Linked DNA regions of Mus musculus: region 1 is linked to region 2. Evidence: chromatin loops called from intact Hi-C (ENCODE). Cell type or tissue: heart. All regions are shown on one strand. Links, peaks and the distances in the headings refer to the core of each region. The heading gives the core; the rest is flanking DNA. Region 1 has its middle 61 kb from the start of Sqor. Region 2 has its middle 380 kb from the start of Gm34430.

Region 1 (8,343 bases), core at 171-8,170, 490 kb before region 2:
GCGGCATTTCCTCACCTGAAGCTCCTTTCTCTGTGATAAGTCCAACTTGTGTCAAGTTGATACAAAACCAGCCAGTACAGGTAACTGTACTATATTGGAAGAAGGTTCCAGAAAAAAGGATAGCATGGGTGAAAATGTAGAGTAGAAACTAGATGGTTGACCCCTGTACTGAAAGTCACATAGCCTACTCCTTGGACTGTGGACGTCAGGAGGACCTGTTCTAAATTGTATGTGTACAAAGTTCTAGAATTTTCCTTTAGGCACGGGAGAGGCCTCTGTGGTCCAGAGAATATCAGGGTGCGCAGTTTGTAGGTATATGAGTACGAGTTTGTTTCTCTGTCTGCAAAGGTGAAGCATCATTTTAATTATTATTTATTTAGCACTACTCTGAGGTCCCAGCACTGCCATTTCATCAAGATAACAACCATAACAATAACATACAAATACCAGCAATAATAATGATAATTGCTTATTTCATTGGAGTGCTATGGGGGTAAATGAGGTAGATTATGGCTCCCAAAGTGCCGGGGCATTTGGAAAGAACTATCATTGTACTTGCATGTTGCTAGGTAGCTGTTGTAATTACTACTAACCAGACAGTGGGACTTGGTCATCACAAGAGCTTCACCTTCTTATGATGGAAAGAGAAACAGACTCAAGCCTTAGCATTTTCTTCCTCTCTTTGGAAGAGATAACTAACTGGTAGTGTGGATTGACCATGTGCAAGGTGACTTCATATACTATCTTCTATAATTAAAATAAAGCCTTGTTATTATATATAGTTATTATTATTATTGTTTTAAAATGAGATATGTTAGGGCAAACTTCAGACATAATGCTGCATTCTTTTTAAATATGCCAGGTAGGCATTCCTGAGTAGGCAAAATTTCTAAATAACTACCATACAGTCCTTTGAACAAAACAATAAACAATGCTGGTATGTTTCCATCTGTTGTGTGATACCATTCCTGGGGTGACATGAACAAATGCCTACTTACTCTGGCTAGGAACCAAAGACAGACCAAAGTAAGGATACTGCCAAGGTCCAACCAGTGAGTTTTATTCAGGTTATTTACAGGAATATGGGTGAGGGGTTACTTACCAGAGCAGAAATGACTCAGACAGCTAATCACCAAAAGGCCACCCCAGCATGAAAGCTGGAGACCTGGAGTTTACTGCACATTCTGCAGGCAGCCCAACAGGTTGAAGAGTGTCCTCTTGGAAGCTCTGTAGCTCTCTGCTTCTTCCAGGCATCTCAGCTTGTCTGGGAGTCTGAGCATGTAGTGCTGAGAGAAGCTTGGAGATGGAGGGCCCCAGTGAATCTGGTCAGGACCAAGGACTCCCTGAAGCTTTTCATTGTTTACTTCCTTCAACAAGCAGGACAGTGTTTTACCTTGTTTTAGAACACTCCATGTCTTAATCATCTCTGCTCCAAGACTATCCACAACCATCTAGTCTTCATATCAGTAGACACAACTTTCCCAACAATGGCATGTTTGCCATTCTGGTATAAGATCAAGCACCCCATTTCCTTGGTTAGTTGTCCCATCTCCTTAGTTTCCTGCAGCCTGGAAAGTCTCCTCAGCATTTCTTGCATGGTCTAGAAAAGCTTAGAATAATGGCCTTTCGTTCTGAAGGCCTACCTGGGCCTGCCAGGTAGACAGACCCCTGTGGCTAGTGCTAGCTGTGTATTCTTAGGAGTCACTGTGCTCACACTGGGAGGCACACGATGCCAACCCCTCCCTTGGTTCTCACCGTGGCACTTAGTCAATTGGATTCTATTACATTTCTTCACTGGGGTCACTTTTTCCCCATTGTGATCACGGATGTGTGTGGCTCTATATTCACCAGCCTTATCAATTGCTGGAGACTTCCTTTATGATGGCTTCAGAGGGTGGTTTCCTCTTCCCATCATTCCATCTGCACTTGTTAGTTGGCACTCACTGGGAAGAAGAGCTCTCCCCTAGCATCTCTTGATTAGCCTGTTTCTTCAATGTCTCATGGATTTTTACTCTATGTAATGGGTAAACCATCACTATCACTGTTTCCTTTAAAGTTTAACATTTCAAAGTTTGGCTAGTGGTACCCCTTTCAGGATGGTTTCAGGTCCTTTTGACAGGTGTCCATTGTTTTGTGAGCACTTCCACACTTTCAGACAGAGGACATTCTAGACTTATGCTCATTAATTTGTCCATGTCTTTAAGATCTCAGAATTACATTTTACTGGAGGGTATGACCCATCACTATCAGCATGTGACATAGAGCAATTGTTTCTTTCATATCCAGTCATACAATTAAGCATTGACAGCCTAGGCATAGCCACTGTTATTATTTTTTGAGTAGCTGGGAGGAAACAGAATTGTCCCAGTCTTCTTGTCCAGCGTCAGGGATCCACCCCTCTAGGCCATCTACTTGAATGACTCCTGTTTCTTGGAGGATGTCTAAGGCCTTTGCTTCCTCCCACTTTCCCCTCCAACTCTCTTCCATAGAAGAAATTAGACTTTATCTAGAAATTAGAGTACCATCCCCTGAGCTGGCCACTGAGAAGATCAGCGAGCATAAGAACAGCAGCACAATCCTGCTCCTGTGTAGCTTGCCACGGGGAGGGAGAAAGTGAGTGTGCAGACACATGCAAATCAGGTGATGGTAAATGTGCGAAGAACATACGAGGGGGACAGAGCAGAGCAGTGTGTGATCACACCTGTGCCTCTGACTGGTGTGTGTGTGTGTGTGTGTGTGTGCACTGTTTTACATAGCACGCAGCTAGCACTTCTCCACCTCCACAACTTTGCTTATATCATCTCTTCTGGTGGCTGCATGATTATTCTCCTTTGACATTTGAGCTTTAACCTGAAGTCAGATTTTCCACTCATTATGAAGTCTTCTTTGACTGATTCAGATCTTTTCCTTCTCTGAGCAAGTAAGAGTTGATAGAAAACAGGGGTCTGTGCATTACAGTTTGATTATAGTGCAGTGACAGGATAAGGCTTGGCAGTACACATTCTGAAAGGCAGGAATTCCTCTTTGTGTTCCTTTTCTTCTTTTGATCTTCTCTCTCCCTCTGGGCTTAATAGTAGGAGCTTGTACAGTTTGACAACACACACAACAGTACACAACAACACACACATACACACAAACTCCCAAAACACACACTCCCCAAAACACACACTCACATACCAACAACAACACACACACACACACACACACACACTCACTCAAATCCCAGTGAGGGTAGTCTTCAGACGGAGGAGGAACTGGTGGGAAGGTGACTGCAGAGTCCTTTTCAGAGCTCTCAGCTGTGACCACACCCAACTCCACCTTCTGCAATGTTGAGGATTCATTCTATACCTCAGAGCTTCTTTAGTAATTTCAGCGAAGGAGATGAACGACTGCTTGTTACACATCATATTTCAATGTCAAATGCTCTTGACAATCATGTCTGATTGATTGTATATCTTGGTGACTTCTTGAAACAGGTCTTGGAGGAAAAACCACCATGTGTTTAGAAGCTGTTAACAAATTCCCCAAACTATATAATCAATCAGGCATATAACCCATCAGCGACAAAGCCTCCTTCGTGCGGTGTTCTCCACCCTCACACATCCCCAAATAAACATAATACCTGTTAATCTTAAGATTAAGAGGCTCTCCGCTCTCCAGGACAGCCTTTGAACAGGGCCGTGATGAGTTGCGCCTAGAGAGCTGTAGGTGGCGCTGTGAGCTCGGCGCATGGTCTTCCAGGCAACTTTTAAGATTTCCAGGGGAAGGAAGACAAGGCGTCTGGCATCTTTTCAGTTAAATTTCATCCTATCTGCTCAGCTTCTGCAAAGCAAGTCTGAGAAACAGATTAGCCGATTTCTGACCCTAAACGGAAGGTCAGCCGTTCTGTGCTCAAATGTAGCATTTCACCGCAGGCTGGATCATGTCCTGGACTGGGCTTTGGAATTCTGCCCATAAGCTATGAAAATGACCCCAAGGTGTTTCTTAGAGCATTTCTTTGCTTGGGAGGCCTTTCTTGGTTTTGTACTTGGAAGCATAAACCACATTAGCATCGCGCTTTGGGCCTGTGTATATGTGGGTTTGGTTTGGGTTGGGGGGTGAGGGATTGGCTTGTAGGCTTCAAGGCTACTTGCTATTTTCGATCACTTTCTGAATTCAGTTTGCTGTTAAAAGCAGGCCCCTGCTTGAGTGGGGCCTTTATTACCCGCACCTGGTCCCTAACCCAGGTCTCTGGGAAATTTTCTTTGTTGCCAAGCTCTGTGGCTGTAGTGCCGATCCACTTAATAGCAGAAAATTGGGCGCTAACTGTATCATTTGTCAGCCACACTGTGGGATTTCAGATTCCTTAATTAAACTTGCGTGTTTCAGATTTCATAAAGTGAATCTGTGTTTTATGTGCATAGGATGTGAACGTGTGGAATGGAGAGAATGGGACCTTAATGACCTCCTGGACAGATACAATTCAAATTCCCTAACCACATTTACTAAAGGCACGGCTGACTTTCAATGTCTCATAGATTTCCTAGTGGCGAAGGGAATGAGGTGACACTTCCCATCACATTTCTATAATGAAGTTATTAGGGTTGAATTTATTTTTGGTTTTCCCCCATATTCACTGTTTTCAGATGAACACTTTTGTTTGTTTCCTTACTGATAACCAGTAGATGGCTCTGTGGCATTTCTAGAGTTGACAATTGTTAGTTTGGTGCCTCTTAATATATGAGAGTAATTTACTTTCCCTCTGGCCTGTGGGGAAATCTTGAGCCGTTCCATTCAGTCCCATGGATGAGGAGAACGGCTGATGAAGGTTCTTTTTCTCCCTCAGTTGTTAGGAAATTTTGTGTGTGTGTGTGTGTGTGTGTGTGTGTGTGTGTGTGTGTGTGTATGTGTGTGTGTGTGTGTGTGTGTTTCTCCTATTGGAGTAGCCAGATAATTACCAACTGTGGGCACAAGACCTTTGGGATGGGCAGTGTGCAATATGTTGGCCACTGATGGATATAGATTCTATCCAGATTCCAGAAGGTAACAGTACCTACACATGGCTCCTAAACACCAGCTGTTGGAGCTCCCACATGGGAAGGGATGGGGACTTTCATAGCTGACTCAGTTTCCATTTCCGTCTCCCCAGAGCTGGGGATCATTGCCCAAACACAGGTAAAGCAGGCGAGAACATCCCTGGATGCTGTCTTCCGTGTCTAGTCTACCTGGTGCCACCAGATGAGTGCCGTTTACCAATTTCCCCCAGTGCCTTTTGTTCTGCCTTCTCTATCACCATAGGATGGGGAGTGTGAGGACTGTGTGCCCAGTCACAGGTTATTTGTTGTTCTCCATCTTCTTTTTTTTTTTTTTTTTTTTTTTCATCTTCTTGTCTTGCCTTCTGAGGCTGAGATGGCAAGTGATTGTTCTTGCCTGATTCTTCTCTCCTTCCAGGTACACTTGGAGCTGAAGGGTTTTAGAACCTCTTATCAATTAGGTGTCTTCTAGTCAGTAAAATTTAAATAGGACCTTAGGATGTTAGGAACTGAATCTTAGCACCCAATGGGACTATATTTGGAGATGAGGCCTTTGAGGAGGAAATGAAGGTTAAAGATGTTGTAATAATGGGGTCCTAGTCCAATGTGCCTGTTGCCATTAGAAGAGGGAGAAACACTAGGGGTGTATACACACAGAGAAGGGAACCAATGAAGACAGAGAAAGGTCAGCCATCTGCAAGCCAAAGAGAGATGCCTTAGCAGCAACTGAATCTGCTAACACCTTGATCTTGAACTCCTGGTTTCCAGACCCCAGTGCAATAAATTTCTATTGTTGAGTCAAGACTTCAGTAGTTTGTTATGACAGCTGTAACAGACTGATATATAAGCTAAGCATTTAAAAGCGTAAGCTATCCATTTTCTCTTCTGCCTATTGACCTTCACTGGTATGTTCTGAGGATGTTGCTAAAAGACGGAGAGCTGATCCTAAATAATTTGTCTTAAGCCAAGCCACTGATGGTTCTGATTCAATTTTGCTGCACTGTGCATGGTCTGATATTAATCAGGCAGAACAATCCAACCTGAACTTTACCTCTTGAAGGCAAAAGCCAAGAATTTGACCATTTCATTTGGTTTTGCCCTTGTGTGGGATGAATCCTCTTGGTGGGATAGATGCCTCGTGCCTAGATAAGGGGATGGGGTTGGTTTGTAAGATAACTGGGATCATGGAACTGAATAAGATTGGTTAATTGATCACAGTACGCTGCTGTAACAGCATAAGGCTCCAAGGGATAGCAGAGGTTTCCATTTGGCTCTAGACTGAGCCCTCTAGATTTCAGAGCAGCTGAGATGGTTCAGGTTGGGGTGTGGAGGAAGGGACCTCTGGCATGTTCTCTCTTGAATGAGAGAACTGTATTTTTATATGTGTAGGGTTTTGTGTGTACTTTAATTAGATGAATGACTGCGTTGCTAAAAAATTTTAACTTATACTTATGATTTCACAGTTAATGAAATACAAAATTAAAAAATTAATTGTGTGTGTGTGTGTGTGAATTTTTCATGAATGTATATAAGAAGCTCTTGTGGCTTGAAGTTAAGTCTGATTCAGCCATTTTTTTTTATTGATGGATTTATGGTCATAAGCCTTACTTAAAATCAGTTTCTTCATTTTCTAGCTGGTCTGCAAAATATCTGTGGGGGTTAGAGAGATGGCTTAGTAGACAAAGCAAAACAAAACAAAACTTATTTTTTCTGAGGACTCAGACTTGAACCCAGCACAAACATGGTAGTTCGCAACCACCTGTAACTCCCGATCCAGCACCCCTTATGACTTCCATGGTCAGCATACACACACGTGCAGGCAAAGTTTCCCTCATACACTTAGAATAAAAACAATATTTAAAAAGAAAGGAAATGTGTAGTTCATGGAAATAGATTTGAACAAAGTTCAAGAGTTGTAGGTGTTCAAATGTTAATTTATATTTAAAGAAATTTATAGGAAATACTGACGGCACACAATTTTGCAACAGTGAATGAGAAACCATGGCCTGAAGTCGCACATACAGTTTTCAATGCCTGTCAGGAGTGTTTCAACTCCTGTCCTAGGCAGACATTGCTAATTAATTACATAACTAATTTCTACAGAGTCTAGATATCTTCATTTAATTCTTGGAGTTAGATGATAAAAGGAGATCACTTTTATCATCTTTATGCATAATCACTGCCCATTTGGGATTCACTTATAGATGAGTCTGAGCATCCTTTAGAACTGTAGTAAGTTTGGTGACTGGGTTACTGGGTGCCAGTGAGCCAAATGGCAGAGGGGCATTTTGTCTTTCCTTCTGTACACGACTTCTTATTCTCTAGTCCCTCTCCACTGGTCTTAAGATCCTTAGGGTGTTTTTCTGGTGGCTGGCTTCTTACAGGCAGGGAGTAGAAGTTCCCAGGAAGGCTGAAGGCTGTGTCAGAAATGCGCAGTCACTCATGCTGTATGTTACTGATCAAGAAATCACAGGGATTGCTTGTGTCCAGGCAGGAGTCCGGATCTCTCTCTTGGTGGTACCATACCAGCTCACTCTACAGAAGAGCAGGTGGGATGGAGGGGATGTTGTCTCTAACGTTGCCAACACTCTCCATGCATTCTCCCATCCTTTGCTTCATTTAGGAGATAGTTTTAGTTCTTTCACAGAGTTCAGTTTTAATTTCAGTTATTGTGCTTCCCTTGTGTGCCCCACACAGTGCTAACGGCTGGAATGCAGGATGCCCCCCATTCCTTATATCACACACCAAGTAGACAATACCACCTCCATGTCCAAGAAGAGAAAGAGGAAGTATCGAGAAGGTGATTATTTTGCCGAAGGTCAACAGGTGGCAATACTGTGTCAGAGGGGCTTATGATGATTAAAAATATACAAAATGCCACACAGTAGTATAATTAGCAGGTTCCCTTGTGTGCCCCACACAGTGCTAACGGCTGGAATGCAGGATGCCCCCCATTCCTTATATCACACACCAAGTAGACAATAGATTGCTGTGGTGAGAAATATAGGGTACAGTGAAGGGAGAGGGTAGTGTGAGTGGCGCCCACTGTCAGGTCGGCCCAGGGAGCATGCTTGAGGGTTGGCCACTTGTGCCTTGCCTTTCCTTTTCTCTTCTCTTCTTTTCGCCTTTTAAAAATTAGATATTTTCTTTATTTACATTTCAAATGCTATCCCAAAAGTTCCCTATTACCTCCCCCCCCCGCCCTGCTCCCCTACCCACCCACTCCCACTTCTTAGCCCTGGCGTTCCCCTGTACTGGGGCATATAAAGTTTGCAAGACCAAGAGGCCTCTCTTGCCAATGATGGCTGACTAGGCCATCTTCTGATACATA
Region 2 (8,343 bases), core at 37-8,036:
AAATGCATTGGTTTTTGCTTTTCAAGGAATTTATGGAAAAAACAAACAAACAAACAAACAAACACTGCAGAATGCTAACTAGGAAGTAAGAAAAACCCTGCCAAAGTTAGTGGTTCAGAGAGTCCTGAAGTAGAAAGCAGGGGGAGAGGGGAGCTAGCCAGCCTTGACCCATCAGATATGGGACTTAGGACTTGGTACTATAGTGGCCTTCCCTGTGCCGTGCACCACTGAAGATATGGGGCATTGGATCTCCTGTATGCCCATCATGTGGCTTTGTTTGCTGTTTAGTGGTTTGAGGGTCTTTATCAGAGCTGGAAGGTCAATGGGAAGGTCTGAACACCTAAGATATGAAGAGGCTTAAGGGAGAAGGCTATCAGTCAGTGATCTCAGTCGTGTAAGGATACCCATATTTCGCATGGATGCATGTGTGCATGTGTGTGTGTGTGTGTGTGTGTGTGTGTGTGTGTGTGTGATTGCGTGTAGTAAGGGGAGAACAAGAAAACTGCAGTCTCCTCACTTAGTTCTTTCTCCCTGAACTTTGTCCTAGCAAGGTCAACTAGCACTATCCTTTACTATGCCTGTTGCCACTCTAAGATGTTTACATTGTTCTTCTAGTCAACTGCCCTTTCCATTGTGCCCTTGAAAATATTTTACTCAGTTGTATTTGCATGTTAAGTGACATATAGGGCCAGTGACTTTGGATCATCTCTCATCTACTGAAAGAAGAATGTGGATTCTCTTAATGTGAAATGATGATTCCAATAACAATAGATGGCTGGGCTTTCTACTAACTATTTTATCTGTGTGGTGGCTCTTATTTCTAATCTTCATTTTACAAGATCAGAAAGGGTGAGTGTCTGAGAGCAACTAGAAATTGCAGAATAAGATTTCAGCTTAGGAAGGTGATGTTCAACACTGCTTCTCACCCTGCTTATATGATCCTAACTTCCTCTCCTCTGAAGTTGTTTGTCCCTCTGTACCCAATCTTGGCACCTATTGGCCCGTCCGGCCTCTTGTCTATACATTCACTACCTAACTTACCTAACTATTTTGCTTCACTTTGTTAATATCTCAGTCAACACCATATACACAGATATTTTTAAACTGCCTCCAGAGTCAGCTTTTTCATTTGTAGAATGGGATTACAATGCATTTTATCTCCTATGACTATTCAGAGGATTCAGAAAAAACATACATATAAATGCCTTTGCAGAGGCCCTAATAGAACTGTTAATGAAAATAGTATGGAAAAAAATTAGTCACATTTAGTGAATATAAACAGTGGAACATAAATAGCTGAATAATTTGGCATGAGAAATACCATTAATAACTTGGATGCTTTCTGACAGAGCTGGTGGTCAAGAATACTTAGAACAGAGTTTCCCCATATCAGTTGCTCACAAAGCTGGGTCTACCCCATCTTTCTGTTTCCTTTGGGCAGTGATTCTGAATTCTCAGTTTATTTAAACAATAGAGATAAAACATATTCCCTGCCCCATCATTCTCAGGCTCATCCTGTGTTCATCATTGCTAATTAGACTTGGAATATTACAGTCCAAAGAAGGACGGTAAGAAGGCTTGAAACAGCTTACTAACTTAGTCAAAGGACATCAAGAAGGGGTAGCAGAGAGTCTAAATGTAGGGAAGAGAACTGTGAAAGATGCTTAGTTAGATGGCAAAGGAACCTAGATCTAGATACCTGGGTTCTCCAATTGGCTTATCCTGCTAATGCTGTATCTGTCATGCCCAAATTCCATGTCTTTCTTTTCAACTCTGATTTTTTTCTCACCCTAGTCTCCATCATTACCACCACCACCACTACTACCACCACTACCATCAGCATTTTCTCTGCTTGGCCCCTTCTCTTGTATACCAGTAGGTTACACTCAGCATACTGCCATTTTCTTCACCTTGCTGGACAATACTTTGCACACTGGTGTGTAGTGGGTGCTCAGTAGATAGTCACCAGAATGAGATTTATTTCTTCCCAGAAAGAACATCTCATGGGGAGTGGGAGAGGCCACAGTGGGCAAGATTTGGGGTAAAGCCATGCAGAGTAGGGCTAAGAAAAAGAGCGCTGTGTTCCACTTGTTTCAGAAAGGTCATGCTGGGCAGCACTCTGCCTGACTTTAAATAATGTGTGTTGTTGGAAGGGGTCTAGAAAAAGGTAAGTTTTGCCTGAGGAGGGCCTTTGTTTTCATCTTAAAAAATAATAAGCAACCTTTTCATGGGAAAAAGAAAAAATGACATTGCTTCATATAAAATGTTAAGGCTTAAGAGATTTTAAAAAAATACTGTCTTATTCATATGCATACAGCTGTGCATAGAGTCTTTGGTAGCTTAAATGCAAGAAGAACTCAGGATAACTGAGTTGAAATCCGATGCAATGCCTAATTAAAAATGCAAATTCAAAGTTGCTAGAGCTCTTCCAGCTGAGCAGAGTAAACAGGAGAGGGGAGAAAAGGTGGCATAAAGTCACATAGAGAACTGAAAGGATCCTGTGTGATACAAGAAGCAAGAAGCATAGAGGAGTCTGGTGTCAGAGGAGTAAGGGATGCTGGGCAAGAATCCTTGATGGGGCAGAATCAGAATCAGCTGAGCTTGAGCAGGACTTGAATTTTATTTCCAAGTATTGGACTGCTGCTACTTAGAGGAAATACCCTTGGCAAGTATTACTGAACCCCCACTGTGAATAAGCATGCAATGTATTATCCACTGCCTTTTCTGGGTTACACAGAAGTAGAAGAAAGATGAGAGGCAATCTAGGTTAGTGAGGTGGAGAATTTAACCCAATGTTTTGATGCAAAGACAATGATGCTATGATGAATGCAACCTACTGTACACAACTAAGGAACCAAGAGTTGGTGACAGGGCTTGGGCAGGAGAGTGCTACTGCTGAACAGATAAGATCAGAGTTGAGGACAGACATGAGTTTTCATGCAGTTTGGACATGGCAGATACAACATTAGCAGGACAAGCCAATTGGAGCACAAAGCTGGGTGGACAAGCCAGCTGAAGAATGCAGCTATGTAACGTGCATTCTTGCCTGTTTGTCTCACCCATCCAAACTTCCAACATCTATGTCTGCTCCACAGAAGTAGCTGACTGAGGAGAGGAGTATACAGCTTGCAGAGCATGACATTAAGAGAGACGCCTTCCCTGAGTGGACAGAGTGGAAGGGCATCACACAGACAGGGCTTTTTGTCCTCTGTGCACCAGTGTGAAGATTTAATGCTAAGCACAGAGGCAGTCTGAACAGTGTAGAATAGGGTTGCTTGAAGTCCACGAACTGCTCAGCAAACACTAGACACAAAGCAAGATCTCTTTTTGTTCTGGGTTTTTCTGGGGGATGGTTCGTGAAAACTGGTTAGCTTTTTTTTTTTTCTTAACAAATCTAATATGACCAGCCTTCTGTAATATGTGAGCTTCACATATTACATATTCACTTCATAGCATGCCTATGCCTTATGTACAGCCCAACAGAGGCACTCTTCATATTCGTTGGAATCACCAGGAATGCTGCTGAAATATAAGCCATTAGGACCACCCTAAGACATTTATATTCTTCTGAACTAGTGTGGAGCCCAGGGAACAAGATCTCTTGAAATCCTTCCGGCTAGGCTACAGGCACTGGTTAGCCAAATGGGCTTTTCTTTCATCTTTAAAACATGCCCCAGAGTTCCCCTCCTTTGTGCTTTTATGAATTTCAAGGTTAGAAGCAAAATTCTGTTATGGATGTTCGTCATCTGTATTTGAAAGAAAATAGTAAAAAACGTTGGTAGACGTCTAGTTGGCCGTGCTAGTTTGATCTGCAGGCTCCACAAAGGTGTTGCATCCCTGGAGTCCGTTAGGATCAGTCAAGGGCAGATATGAACGCTGTACTAACAGATACCATGAGAGGGCAGCAGAGAGCTGGCAAGATTTTCTCTACAGGGCAGGGAAATCTGGCTAGGCCGGATGGAGAATTCTTGGCAGATGCAGGAGGAGGAAATGTTTGAACCTTTATGGGGAGCAAAGGATGTAGTTATCTTTGCTCCATAAATATCTTAAATCGGAGTCATTACTCAATTGATAAACTGAGATCAGTGGAGGACTGAACACGGTGGGGTCAGTTTTAAACAGGAGCAATGGACTTATGCTCTGAGATATTGGCGAAAACCTCAAACAGCAAGCCAGTTTGTGAGATGAAGCTGGGTCTTATAACTACTCATGAGACCCATAACCTGAAGAGTCTTTTGCCTAGATTCAAACCCAAATCAAGAGAAAAAAAAATCTTTATCTAAAAGTTGAGCAAGTCTTTGCAACCTAAAAAAACACATGTGAACAGGGTATGGAAAGGAACAGATGAGAGCCAGGATTGCACCGGTGGCTGCTGACATCACTGACAAAGTCTCTATAAAGCTAGTGCCTTCCCCATCGGGAATAGCCATTAGAAGCTCGAGGCAGACACAGGGGTGGTATGTGGCTTGAGGCACACGGGACCTCCTTACTAGATAAACTCAGAACCAGAAATGTAAACTACAGAGATAGCACCACACCCAGAGAGACTATTTCAAGGTAAGCTGGCAAAAGTTTGAGAATTGCACACTGCTTTGTTGCTGGTAGTGTGGGCTTGGTGCTACCTTAGACTGACATTTCCAGATTGTTCCCTGACATCTTGCTGGTGTAGGTGCAGACCTGAGCCTCCACCTCACTTGGGAGCTTATTACAGTGTTGAATCCTTGGGTCCTGCCTCAGACCTACAGAATCAGAATTTGCATTTTAACAAGATCCCCAGGTGATTCATATGCATATTATGCATATTAAAATTTGAAAAGTCCTCTGCTAGAATCCAGTCTGGATAGGATCTGATGCCACTGATGTTATCGAAGATTAATAAGGACACTTTGGAACAGGGAGATAGACATGCTTCAGTAACATTAAGTAGGTATGTTACTAATGTGTATATTTGGGGTATTTTGTTGTTGCTATATCCTATTTTGTTTCTCATAGTTACATACAACATTGACAAACATCTTTTTTCAGAGACCCAGTAGTAGGGAAAGCTGTGTCCTATTTCAGTTTGAAGGAACATGTGGATCAAAATTGGCGTTATTCAAAAAGGATACATGATTTGTTGGAGGTTGTCACTTCTGTGTGCTGACTCCTATCTCCCAAAAGTAGCTTGGTTGCTTCTATTTCTTCTTCTTTTCTATTTAATTAAAAAAAATTTGCATACACTGTGTTCTGATAATGCTTTTCTCCTCCTGTAACTACTCTTCCCAGATCCTCCCTGTCTCCCCACCCATCCAACACCACATCCCCTTTCTCCCTTTCTCATAAAAAATAAAAATAAAAAAGAATGTCCTTCACAGACTCACCTGTTTGATGTTTGTATATTTGGTCCTTAGCTGACGATGCTGTTTCAGAAGGATGTAGAACCTTTAATTGGTGAAGTCTTGCTGGAAAAGGGGAAGCACTGGGTCAGGGTGGGTTTTGAGATCTTACAGCTCAGCACCATTTTCTGCTTGGTCTTTGCTTCCAGACCCTGAAAGCAGTGTGACCATCTGGCCTCCTGACCTGCTGCTAGGCATTCCCTACCACCATGACTATGCCTCCTTAAACTGAAGCTGAAGTAAGCTTTCCCACCTTATGAAGTTTTTTTTTTTCCACAATGACGAGGAGCATAATTAATATGCTAGCTGAATGCCATGTACTTTTAGAGGCCATTAGTACATTGATCACAAGACAGTATATGCTTGTATTCGTTTCTTGTCAATGTTTAAAGATAATGCACCAATTCAGAAGCTTAGAAGAGCACAACTTTATTTTCCTATAGTTCTGGAGGTCCAAATTCCAGTTCACTGGCCTACAGCGATGGTGTCAGCAGGACTTGGTTGTGGAGTGTTGGGTGGGGAGGATCTGAGCCTTATCTTTCCAGCTTTGATCCACTCTTGCTAGCCCCATTGCTTTTCATGTCTCCTGTCTCCACTCCTCTAACCTTAAAGTCAATGGTTCAAGATCTTGCTTCAGACATGCAATGTCAAACTTCACTTTGTGTATAAGAACGGATATCTGTGCTCATGCATGAAGCAAACTCACATACTGAATACTGTCCCTATTTCAAAAGCTTATTTCAGTCACATTTGACACAGCCACTTTTTCCATATAAGACAACATTCACAGGTTCTAAAGGGGGAAAAAACCCATATGCTGTTTGGTAGGCATTATTTAGCCTGTCATAAGTTTTAAATTACAATGTGCATTAGCATATTATAAAACATGGCTTTCCCACTGATTAGGATAATGTAGGTTTGGGGCTGGAACAATGGCTCAGTGGTTAGGAACAAGTAATGCTCTTCTATGGAACTTGAGTTCAGTTTTAGTAAAGTTCTCAGCACCACTTCAGGTAGCTCACACTTCCTGTAATGCTAGCTCTAGGGTATCCAGCTTCCTTTGCTGGCTTCTGTGGGCATCACGCTCTGGAACACACCTTCTCACATGGAGGTGAATGCTAATATGGGACATTTTGGATCTTGAAAGACAACTTAGAAATTATCTAGTCCACTCTTGTTTACTTGTATGAGAGATTAAATCTCTAAAGACAGTAGTATGCCCAGAGTCACACTCTGACTTAGGACTTAGTCAATGACAATTCATAGAGCAGTTACTATGTACCAAGCTTACAAAATTGAATACCATGATCAGGAAGAAAGTCAGGGATGGTGACCTTGCATTTAAGAGTTGTGTACCCCAATATTTACTCTGGAAACTAAATTTCCTGAATTCAGTTACAAACATATATAAGCTATAGGGGAGATCTATAAACCTAGTGCTATTAATCCATTATTGATAAATCAGAAATAGCATTGAGCACATGTGCAAATTTAAAAAATCAGACTCTGGTTTTCTGGCCAGAAGTAAGTTTGCTTATTCCTCTAGAGAGAAGCTCTCCCATGGTTACATGGCAACCCATGGCCAGCCAAGTCCTTTAGGAAGCAGAAGAGAGGCAGCAAGCCAGCTTCCTGTGCTCCTCTCGGTCTCCTTCAGGGAGATGTATTGGAGCTGATGGGACTCCAGGCACGGTAGAGGGAGAGCTTCTCTCACATGGAGCACCAATTTACCTGAGCTGGAAGAGCCAGATTGTCTATTCCCCAAAGGGTTTGTGGCTTGAACCAATGATGCCATTAACTTTCTCCATATGCATCCATACATATTTTTGATGGCATGTCTGTCAATCTGATGTTTGTTATTGTATGTCAAACACATTCAAAATCATTTCTTTGCAGCCCTCAGAATAATATGCTTGCGTACAATGTGAACATAGTGACAAAAAGCTTTAAAGCCCTGAGTCATCTTTCTTGTGCTAATTGAAGTCATAATCCAGTCGTCTCTAGCTTAAACGAGAAATATACATACATTTCAAAATACTTCAGATATAAAGCAATTCCTTAGGGCTTGTTTTTCTAAGCTCAATGAAAATTAAAAATCTTTTCACAGTAACAAAAAGACATTCAGTTAGTTTCTCAAAATCATTAATATGTTTTGAAATGCAAGTTATTACCTTTGTATGTGGGTGGCTAATGCAGGCTCCCATGTTTTATTTGGGGGTAAGAAGTATTGACTAACTAGCCCGCTTTCTACCATCATTGGAAGGGTCTTTTCCAGGAAGAAACTGGCTGGTCTCTTCTCATCACAGATGAATGCCATGATGGATTGCTGGTGCTGGTTTCTGTGACCTTGGTTAAACATCGTAAACTGTGGCATAAGGAAGAAGATCAGAATTTGGGTCTCCATCCTGACACAAACACTCCGAAATTGTCATGTAGAGAGACTCTCTTATAAAAAGCACCTGTAGCCGGGTGTGGTGGTACACACCTATAATCCCAGCACTTGGGAGGCTGAGGCAGGCAGATTTCTGAGTTCAAGGCCAGCCTGGACTTCAGAGTGAGTTCCAGGACAGCCAGGGCTATACAGAGAAACTCTGTCTCAAAATGACCAAAATAAATAAATAAATAAATAAATAAATAAATAACAATAAAAAATAATAAAATAAAAAGCATCTGTCATTAAAAATGCCCACAGCCAATGAGCTGTGGCAGGAAATAGAAGGTGTGACACTGGCAGGAAGAGAGAGGATTCTGGGAAATAGTAACAGATGAGAAAGACATGGGGAGAGCTAAGAAGATTCTCTAGGAAGATGTTAGGAGACAAATGCATCATACCTGAGTATAGGTAACCAGCCATGTGGCAGAATGTAGATTAAACAAATGGGTTATCTTAAGTTATGATTCTAGTCAGAGAAGAGCCTAGCTATATGACCAAGGTATTGATAAATATATTTTGAGTCTGAGCTTATTTCTG

The links. Peaks named below come from ENCODE experiments on the same cell type or tissue, not always from the same donor. Only the 100,000 strongest peaks of a DNase experiment are listed, where the experiment ranks them.
Region 1: it touches region 2 in a loop (15-fold over the local background); 6 of 42 quality-filtered maps call a loop at or near these places.

What each region holds. Positions count from the first base shown.
Region 1 is chr2:122,821,808-122,830,150 of GRCm38, forward strand. No RefSeq gene overlaps it. Among named protein-coding and RNA genes, the nearest start is that of Sqor, 61 kb to the left of the region's middle. In heart, for the core only: CTCF peaks have their summits at 3,703 (motif pointing right) and 4,652 (motif pointing right); no DNase peak of the experiment used is centred there; H3K4me3 peaks cover 420 bases; H3K27ac peaks cover 325 bases.
Region 2 is chr2:123,308,512-123,316,854 of GRCm38, forward strand. No RefSeq gene overlaps it. Among named protein-coding and RNA genes, the nearest start is that of Gm34430, 380 kb to the left of the region's middle. In heart, for the core only: a CTCF peak has its summit at 3,900 (motif pointing right); no DNase peak of the experiment used is centred there.